Regions from separate parts of the Homo sapiens genome. Here regions 1 and 3 are each linked to region 2. Evidence: chromatin contacts called from ENCODE Hi-C or POLR2A ChIA-PET data. All regions are on one chromosome and are shown on one strand. Each heading gives the region's core, a stretch centred on a gene start or an enhancer-like site at or near the end of the contact. The rest is flanking DNA. Distances are from core to core; before and after follow the strand shown.

The links. Hi-C counts contacts between places; a loop is a spot of excess contacts on that map. ChIA-PET counts read pairs that join two places held with the same protein, here RNA polymerase II (POLR2A). Pooled maps may share reads with other maps.
Region 1: a loop to region 2 is called in a pooled map, with 2.8 times the contacts of the local background. The contact joins two enhancer-like sites. A Hi-C loop is called at or near these places in 2 of 50 pooled maps. POLR2A ChIA-PET finds 5 or more read pairs at or near these places in 2 of 52 experiments (activated T-cell and naive thymus-derived CD4-positive, alpha-beta T cell).
Region 3: a loop to region 2 is called in a map with no recorded cell type, with 6 times the contacts of the local background. The contact joins two enhancer-like sites. A Hi-C loop is called at or near these places in 1 of 168 maps with a recorded cell type or tissue (CD4-positive, alpha-beta T cell), 6 of 37 single-sample maps with no recorded cell type and 11 of 50 pooled maps. POLR2A ChIA-PET finds 5 or more read pairs at or near these places in 5 of 52 experiments (AG04450, K562, WTC11 and 2 more).

The regions. Positions count from the first base shown.
Region 1 is chr3:37,023,831-37,026,647 of GRCh38, reverse strand. MLH1 (mutL homolog 1) reads right to left here. Exons shown (of 19, transcript NM_000249.4): 12 at 641-1,011. Among named protein-coding and RNA genes, the nearest start is that of MLH1, 32 kb to the right of the region's middle. Within about 2 kb of position 1,432, at least 3 of the 41 ENCODE cell types and tissues checked have a DNase peak (open chromatin) inside an H3K27ac peak, as active enhancers do.
Region 2 is chr3:36,911,389-36,914,088 of GRCh38, reverse strand. The region is part of intron 1 of TRANK1 (tetratricopeptide repeat and ankyrin repeat containing 1); the gene reads left to right. Among named protein-coding and RNA genes, the nearest start is that of TRANK1, 32 kb to the left of the region's middle. RefSeq lists an enhancer at 1,513-1,562. Within about 2 kb of position 1,433, at least 11 of the 41 ENCODE cell types and tissues checked have a DNase peak (open chromatin) inside an H3K27ac peak, as active enhancers do.
Region 3 is chr3:36,841,958-36,844,657 of GRCh38, reverse strand. It overlaps TRANK1 (tetratricopeptide repeat and ankyrin repeat containing 1), which reads left to right. Exons shown (of 24, transcript NM_001329998.2): 18 at 1,948-2,036. Among named protein-coding and RNA genes, the nearest start is that of LINC02033, 21 kb to the right of the region's middle. Within about 2 kb of position 1,302, at least 2 of the 41 ENCODE cell types and tissues checked have a DNase peak (open chromatin) inside an H3K27ac peak, as active enhancers do.

The DNA of each region.
Region 1 (2,817 bases), core at 183-2,682, 110 kb before region 2:
GTAGCGGGGATTACAGGCATGCGCCACCACGTCTGGCTAATTTTGTATTTTTAGTAGAGATGGGGTTTCACCATGTTGGTCAGGCTGGTCTTGAACTCTTGATTTCAGGTGATCCACCTGCCTCAGCCTCCCAAAGTGCTGGGATTATAGGTGTGAGCCACAGCACCCGGCCAGGGAGTTTTATAAATTAGATTCAGAACGTGTGTTTTTTCCTGAAAAAAGTGAAAGCAGCTTTAAGTAGGATGAAAAATAATCCTCCAGATATGTTAGGCTTCTCTCTCTAGCCATTTCTGGTGTTGAGGCTCTATCAAAATTCTTTACTAAAAATAAAAGATAAACTTGCTTTTTTTTCTGGTGTGTGTGTTTATTCAATTGAACAACTACTCTACATTCTGAAGTGTTTTTAACTCATGCTTGGAACTGTGGACATTTAAGTTATTTCAAAGGACACTATGGTGGGTGACTTTCAAGTTATGGTCAAAGGCAGACAGTGGACAAGGCCACAGGACCATTCCAGCACCATTCCAGAGGGCAAGTCAGGCAGAGAGAAGATGCAAGTGATTCATGAAAAGCCAAAGTTAGAAGGCAGTTTTATTACAGAATAAAGGAGGTAGGCTGTACTTTTCCCAAAAGGCCATACCTGGGGTTGCTGGAAGTAGGTCCTCTCTTCTCTGACATTTCTGAAGTCCCCTTTGTTGTATCCCCCTCCAAGCTCTGATTTTTGGCAGCCACTTCAGCAGGGGCTGGGAGTTCAAGCATCTCCTCATCTTGCTGCCTAGCCCTGCCACTAGAAATATCTGTCTTATCCTCTGTGACAATGGCCTGGGGCTGACTGGACAGGGGTTTGCTCAGAGGCTGCAGAAATGCATCAAGCTTCTGTTCCCGGGAATCTGTACGAACCATCTGGTGGGCATAGACCTTATCACTACTTCCAGAAGTAGAAGACGAGGTCAGACTTGTTGTGGATTTAACCATCTCCCCAGAGGGGCCAGCAAGTCCTGGTAGCAAAGTCTGTATTAAAAAAAAAAAAAAAAAAAAATATATATATATATATATATATATAGTGGAGAGACTCAGAATAAGAAGTATAGATATACAGGTCCCCAAATGGAGCAGTACTAAGAAAGAAGCTAGTATGAGGTATAATTATCATTGTTATAGAAGCAATTCTGCCCGAAATTTGAAGTATAAAAGGTTTACAGGTATAAAATTCAAGAATTAAGCAAAATCCTTATAATCTTAAAATTATCTTGAAATGGAAGTATCAGTGTAAAATTTTCATATTTTTGTCTTGGGGGGGTGCTCCCAGAAGAAGACTTTTTTTTATTGTGGTAAAATATATATAAAATTTACCATTTTAACCATTTTTAAATGAGAGCTCAGTGGCATTTACATTGTTGCGCAACCATCACCACCAGCTATCTCTAGAACTTTTTCATCTTCCCCAAACTGAAACTCTGTGCCCATTAAACAATTTCTCACTTCCCCTTCCTCCCAGCTCCTGGCAACAACCATTCAACTGTCCATTTTTAAATATACATATTTCCTAGCTCTGACCACTGGAAAAGCCTAAAAGTAATGACTACTCAGTAGCAATGAGGACTCCCAGATCCCAGATTATAGTCTCTAAATACCATTTCCCACTAAAATGAACTAGAGCTCCTCGGAGAAAAGGCCTATTCCAGGGTTTGGGCTGGGAAAGTATAAAATGTGCCTGCAACATCTTGTCTTGTCAGAAACAAGGAAATTATCAAGACAAATGGAAATCCATCAAAAGGTAGAGGGCCCTAGCTCCAAGGGCTTGCTTCCATGGGACTAAGACGGGATAATTTGAGCACCAAAAAGAAAAATGACTACAATTGATTAAAATATGTTGCTCTGTTAACAGCTATGACAAAATACTGAAAGAGCAAAAAACTGAAAGTGAGGAGGGAGGAGATGGAGAGGGAGGGAATAAGAGAAGGAGAAAGAGAAGGGAAAACGTAATTAAACACCACTGGAAATTACTAGGACACCATTCATTCCTTCGAAAATTGATAGCTAGAGGGATATAATTCAGCATTTGGTCTTACTTTCTAGTAAGAACTGTACTTCAGGACAACCAAATAGCTATTAACAAGGGAAAGTTCTTCTATACCAAAGAATTACAGTCAATACAGAAGAAATGATAAAATCAGAAAAGCATAATCTTGCAATCTAATGAAATAACTGATTCAGGTAATGGTCATCACAAAAGGTGAAACGATTAAGCTACATGTTGATGGATAAGTTTACAATGAGGGAATCAGGCTGTCACCAGCTGAACCCACTTATGAATCTTATCACCAGAATGATATAACAACACATTATGCTCCTCCTGCTGGGGTATAATAAGAAGTACAGGGCCAATGGAAACAAAAAGGTACAGTGACTTTTCTAACTTCAAAGAGACTTAAAAGATTTTTAAGAGTAGTTATGGTAATTTCTGCTTCCCAAAACCAACCAGTAAATTAAAAAAATATATATATACACACACACACATACACTTAATATACGTAAGTATATATATACACTTAATATTTATTTAATATGTATATATTTTTGTCCAAGGTTCCCAGCTCATAACTCCCATAGTCCTGTTATCGTCTTCTGTTATAATGTTGGGGTGCTTTAGGCCTCAGAAGGTCTTAGGCAACAGAATTTCTCTTACCTTCTCCTGCTTTCCTTTCACTTGCCCAAGGCAGGACTCTAATTTGATTGTGGGTCATAAGACCCTCATTCCATAGGGGTCCTGCCCCATATCCTGGAGGAAAGAATGGCCACAGAGAGGCCAAGAAG
Region 2 (2,700 bases), core at 184-2,683:
AGATAATTATTTATGGTGTTTACTTTTTGCTGTGAGAATGACTTTTAGGTTATAAATTTTACAAAAACAGTTCGGAGCTGGTCTCGTCAACTGGCTTTAGAAATACCATCTTTGGTGTGCATGTAGTTGGGTGTAATTGAGGCTGTAAATAAATGAGGAATAACTTAAAGTTGATGGGCGAAGGGGATAAGTTGCACTGGTAATGCCTTAGGTTTAGTGCAGGCCACTTTACTGGGCTTTGGTCGGGGGCAGGATGGTGAGACAGCTGAGGGGGGTGGTGGCAAGGTGTTCCGGTCTTGTCCTATTTAAATGCCCTGGGTAGGGAAGACTTGGGTGCAGCACCACATACTTTTCCAGGGGCCTTATGAAATATTTTGAGTGAGTTTCTTAAGAAAATTCCTGTTCTTCTTGTCCCACATTTGTACCCCTTTCCCCAAGAAAAAAAGAAAAAAACAAAACAAAACACATTGAAGTCCCCAGGATATATTCTGACTTTGGATTTTTATCCTTGACTGTCTGTGGCACCCTTCCTGCGGGGAAGAGGAAAGAGTCACTTTTAAGAGAGAGAGAAAGAAAGAGAGGAGAGGAGAGGAGAGAAAGAAAGAGAGGAGAGGAGAGGAGAGGAGAGGAGAGAAACAAAGCAAGAAAAAGAAAGCAAGCAAGAAAGTAAGTGAGCAAGCAAGCAAGCAAGCAAGCAAACAGGCAAGAAAGAAAGATAGATAGAAAGATAGAAGGAAAAGGACGGTCATGGTGGCTCAAGCCTGTAATCCCAGCACTTTGGGACACGAGGCGGCCGGATCACTTGAGGTCAGGAGTTCGAGACCAGTCTGGCCAACATGGGGAAACCCTATTTCTACTAAATATAGAAAGTTAGCTGGGCATGGTGGGATTACAGGGCGCACGCCTGTAATCCCAGCTACTCAGGAAGCTGAAGCAGGAGAATGGCTTGAATTCGAGAGATGGAGGTTGCAGTGAGCCAAGATTGCGCCACTGCACTCCAGCCTGGGTGACAGAGTGAGACTCCATCACACACACACACACACACACACACACACACAAAAGAGACATACTCTTTCTAGCTTCAACTTGGATCTACTGCTACTGCCAGCATTCCCGAGTTAATCTTGGATCATTGACTGCTTTTGGGCTCTTTTGGCAACCCTAAACAAAAAAAGCAAGCAAGCAAACAAAAAACCCCAAAAAAATAAAATAAAAAAGTAAACAAATTTGTTGTCAAGAATTCAAGCAGTACCCAGATAATGTATGAAGGGAAAGCCATCCTCTCTGCCCATTTCAGTAATAACCCCTCCATAGGCCATCTGTGTTGCCAGTCTTTGCTGTAATCCTGTATGTCAGTTACAGAACTTCATGTGTATACGTATACACAATGAGTCATAAAACCCACAACCACCTGGATCTGCTCTGTTTCAGACTTGCTTGTTTCAAAATCTACTCAGTGCATTTGCATTTTTCTTGCATCTTCTTCCTCATATGTAGCTCAGCAGCCTGTGACAGCTTCCAACAACTAGAGTTTGAATTCTCATAGAGACATAGTGAAAATTTCTGAAAGCCAGCCAGGCAGCTGTGCAATTGTCCTTAAGTATTTTGTAGCTTTTACACCATTAACGAAACTGAAAGTGCAGGGTAGAGTGCTCAGTGCCAGCCAAAATATAAGATACCCTAGTGATTTTACTGGGTGCTGATCTTTTAGCCTCTGTCTTGGCCCTTCAGAGTGTAGTTTGGCTCTTAAAGTGAGGCCACCTAGGTTGGAATTCTCACATTACCAATTTCAGTGTGACTGTGGCAAGTGGTAAGTGGCTTAACCTGTCTTTGCTTCACTTTCCTTATGTGCAAAATAGAGATAGAGTCACGCTGACCTTATAGCACTTTTTTTTTTTTTTGACAGAGTCTCACTCTGTTGCCCAGGCTGGAATGCAGTGGCTTGATCTCAGCTCACTACAACCTGCATCTCCTGGGCTTAAGTGATTCTCGTGCCTCAGCTTCCTGAGTAGCTGGGGCTATAGGCATGCACTACCATGCCTGGCTAATTTTTGTATATTTTTAGTAGAGATGGGGGTTTCACCATGTTGGCCAGGCTGGTCTCGAACTCCTGACCTCAGCTAATCTGCCTGCTTCGGCCTCCCAAAATGTTGGGTTTACAGGCGTGAGCCACTGTGCCTGGCCGAGGCTTCTTATAAGAATGAAAAGACACAATGATGTAAAGCACATAGTAGGTACTTAGCAGATATTAGCTATGAAGAATATTGTCATTATGGTAAATTATTACCACTTTTATTTAATAATTTCATCTTATAAATAAATCATCAGTTGGTCAGTTTTTTCTTTTTTTTAAAGACCCAACAACGGAGCCATCTGTATTCTATTGTAGAGATATAAAGCATTCTTCCGTGTAATGAGAATGTAACTCTCAATGAATCCTATTAGGAAGAAAAAAGCCTTCTGTATGGTTGGCATTCCTTCTTTCACCTTTGATGTGATTGTATCAATAAAAAGCAGAAACATAGGTGGGTGAATACATTTGTTGTTGCTCACATAACATTAAGAGCTGACTTGGTTTCTAGAGAACTATGAAAAATAATATTGAAATGAAGAGTTTTTTTTTTGTATTTGTAAATACAATGGAAATACCTTGTGTTTGAATTCTTCAGTTAAACCCTTAAAGAGTCTGTTTGATAACAT
Region 3 (2,700 bases), core at 53-2,552, 69 kb after region 2:
GTTCAGGTCCCACCTTCTCTCCCAAAGGAAAATGAGTGGATTGGCCTAGCATGGGCATTCTCAATCTTTCCTTCAGCTCATCCCCCTTTATTCCCCAAGTATGTTCTGGCATCCACTATAAGAGATCATATGGCTGGGCGTGGTGGCTCATGCCTGTAATCCCAGCACTTTGAGGGGCCAAGGTGGGCGGATCACCTGACGTCAGGAGTTCAAGACCAGCCTGACCAACATGGTGAAACCCCATCTCTACTAAAAATACAAAAATTAGCCCGGTGTGGTGGTGCATGCCTGTAGTCCCAGCTACTCAGGAGACTGAGGCAGGAGAATTGCTTGAACCTGGGAGGTGGAGGTTGCAGTAACCCAAGATTGTGCCACTGCACTCCAGCCTGGGTGATAGAGCAAGACTCCATCTTAAAACAAAAAACAAAAAACAAAAAACAAACTAAAAAACCAAAGATCATAGAAGCTAAGTGACTTTTTTAAATTTAAAAATTCAAAATGAAAACAGATCACAATTTATTTTATGTTTTGGCAGCATTAAGAATGCAAGAAAAAGTGCAGTCTTAATTACAAATTTTAAGTTGTACATAGTAAAGTCTTCTAAAGCATCTGTTCCCATTGTGTTTGGATTCAGTATGGTGATTATGTAATTTGTGTTTCTTTTACATGGCATCTGCAGAGTTCACTGGCCCTATTTTGAGATAATATGGATGGGGTTTTGCCGTGGGAATTAAATGTCACAGGGGCACTCATAGCAGCACATACGGAGTCAGAACAAGATGCTAAGTCATCACTGTACTGCTACACAGCACCAGCAGAGGGCGAGCAGGGAGGGATCAGGTTGTGATGCTTAACGTGTTTTTGCACCTTCTAAACAAATCTGACCTGTCTGCCTCACTCCCCTGTTGATATCCATTGGCCTAGGTGTCTCTGATTCCTTCAGCTCTGATTTGTCTGCCAGTATTACCCTGGTATTCACTGTATTTTGTGTGTTTCATGAATCTGTGGCTCAGAACTTGCAGGGATTGTCACCCATTGTCTAGTGATACTCTGGGGGATGCAGGTGGCAGGGTGGGGGTGGGGTGCAGTGCTGAAATAGTCACCAGCAGGCTAGTGAGGATAACAGAAGGGATGGACAGCAGGTGGTGACAATGGTCTCTGTCCACCAATAGGAATGTGTCAGATTACTTATTGTGATGAGGGCAAAGTTTGCACATTTGGAAATAGTGTAAAATTTGTCACCTTTTTTTTCTTGCTGAAGCCCTGGCCTGGGAGCTTGCTAAGAGCCACTTGACTTTGGGTTTTCAAGGAGGAATTTTTAATTTCTGTCTTCTGATTTGTAGCCATAGAATAGGAAAGTAGACCAAAACTTAAAAACCAAACCACATCCTTTCTCCCCTCTACCTCCTCCTTTCAATAACCTCACAAATGTGGTTTGGTAAGTTAAAATATATCTTACATGAATACTAGAAAGACAACACAGGTCAGTCTGCTCTGACTGCCATAACAGAATACTACAGACTAGATGGCCTAAACAACAGAGATGTATTTTCTCACAGTTCTGAAGGCTAGAAGTCCAAGATCAAGGTGTTGGCAGGGTTGGTTTCTTCTGAGGCCTCTCTCCTTGGTTTGCAGCCAGCCACTCTGTGTCCTCACGTGGTCTTTCCTCTGTGCTCTCTTGCCCCTGGGGTCGCCCCGTGTTCTAATTTCTTCTAAGGACACCAGTGAGATTGGATGAGGGGCCATCCTAATGGCCTCATTTTAACCTAGTCACCTCTGTAAAGGCCCTATCTCTCTCCAAATGCAGCCACATTCTGAGGTACCGGGAGTTAGGACTTTAACAAGTGAATTTGATGGCTGGCGGAGGAGATGCAACTCAGCCCATAACAACAGTTTTAAGTGAAAGAAAGCCCAGAGAAGCAAACACACTTTTCTTTCTCATTTTAGACTTTGATGATAGCATGTTCGTTAAGACCTCAACTCCTGCGGAGTGGATTGCACAGGGAGATTACTACGCCAAGCACCAGTGCTGGAAGGTAAGGGGTTGGACTAGGAGGGGTCCTTGTCACTGGTGCCCTCGTCAGACCTCACAGGCAGGTTTCACATCATGGTGTTTGTCACCAGGAAAGGATGAGCGTAATGGTGCTTGTGCCACGTGTTCTGAAACATCAGGTCACCTCAAGATGAGGAGAGCTTCCTGTCCTGCTCCTTTTCTGGTCAGTGCAGGCATGACAACTCTTCATTTTGGCCAAGTGCCAGCATGTGCTGATAGATCATGAAGGGCTATGGCCTTTGCCCCACCAAGGAATCCTTGTATATATTTTCTTTCCCTCCTGTACTCTATGCCTAAAAGCTTTGCTATCATCATACTGCATTTTAAAGCAGTAAAAGATCTTTCATTTGATCTTTCATTTGATTTTTTTCAAATTGATCAAACAGATTTCATTGCCAATCTGAGTCTGGTGAAGATAGGTTAAGGCTTTTTATTACACTGCACTGACCAATTTCCAGTTACAAGCCGTGTTAGTGGTCCTGAGCAGTTTTCTTCCAGGAAGTGTTATCTCTGTAGCAGACCTCTTTACATTTTGAAACCAGGTTAAAGAGCCATGTTGCTTTTCCCAAAGTCAGCATTCCTGCACATCACAGGGTTTTGGGTGGGGCACCATGGCTGGGATGTGTGTCTCCCTTGAAATAGTGGTG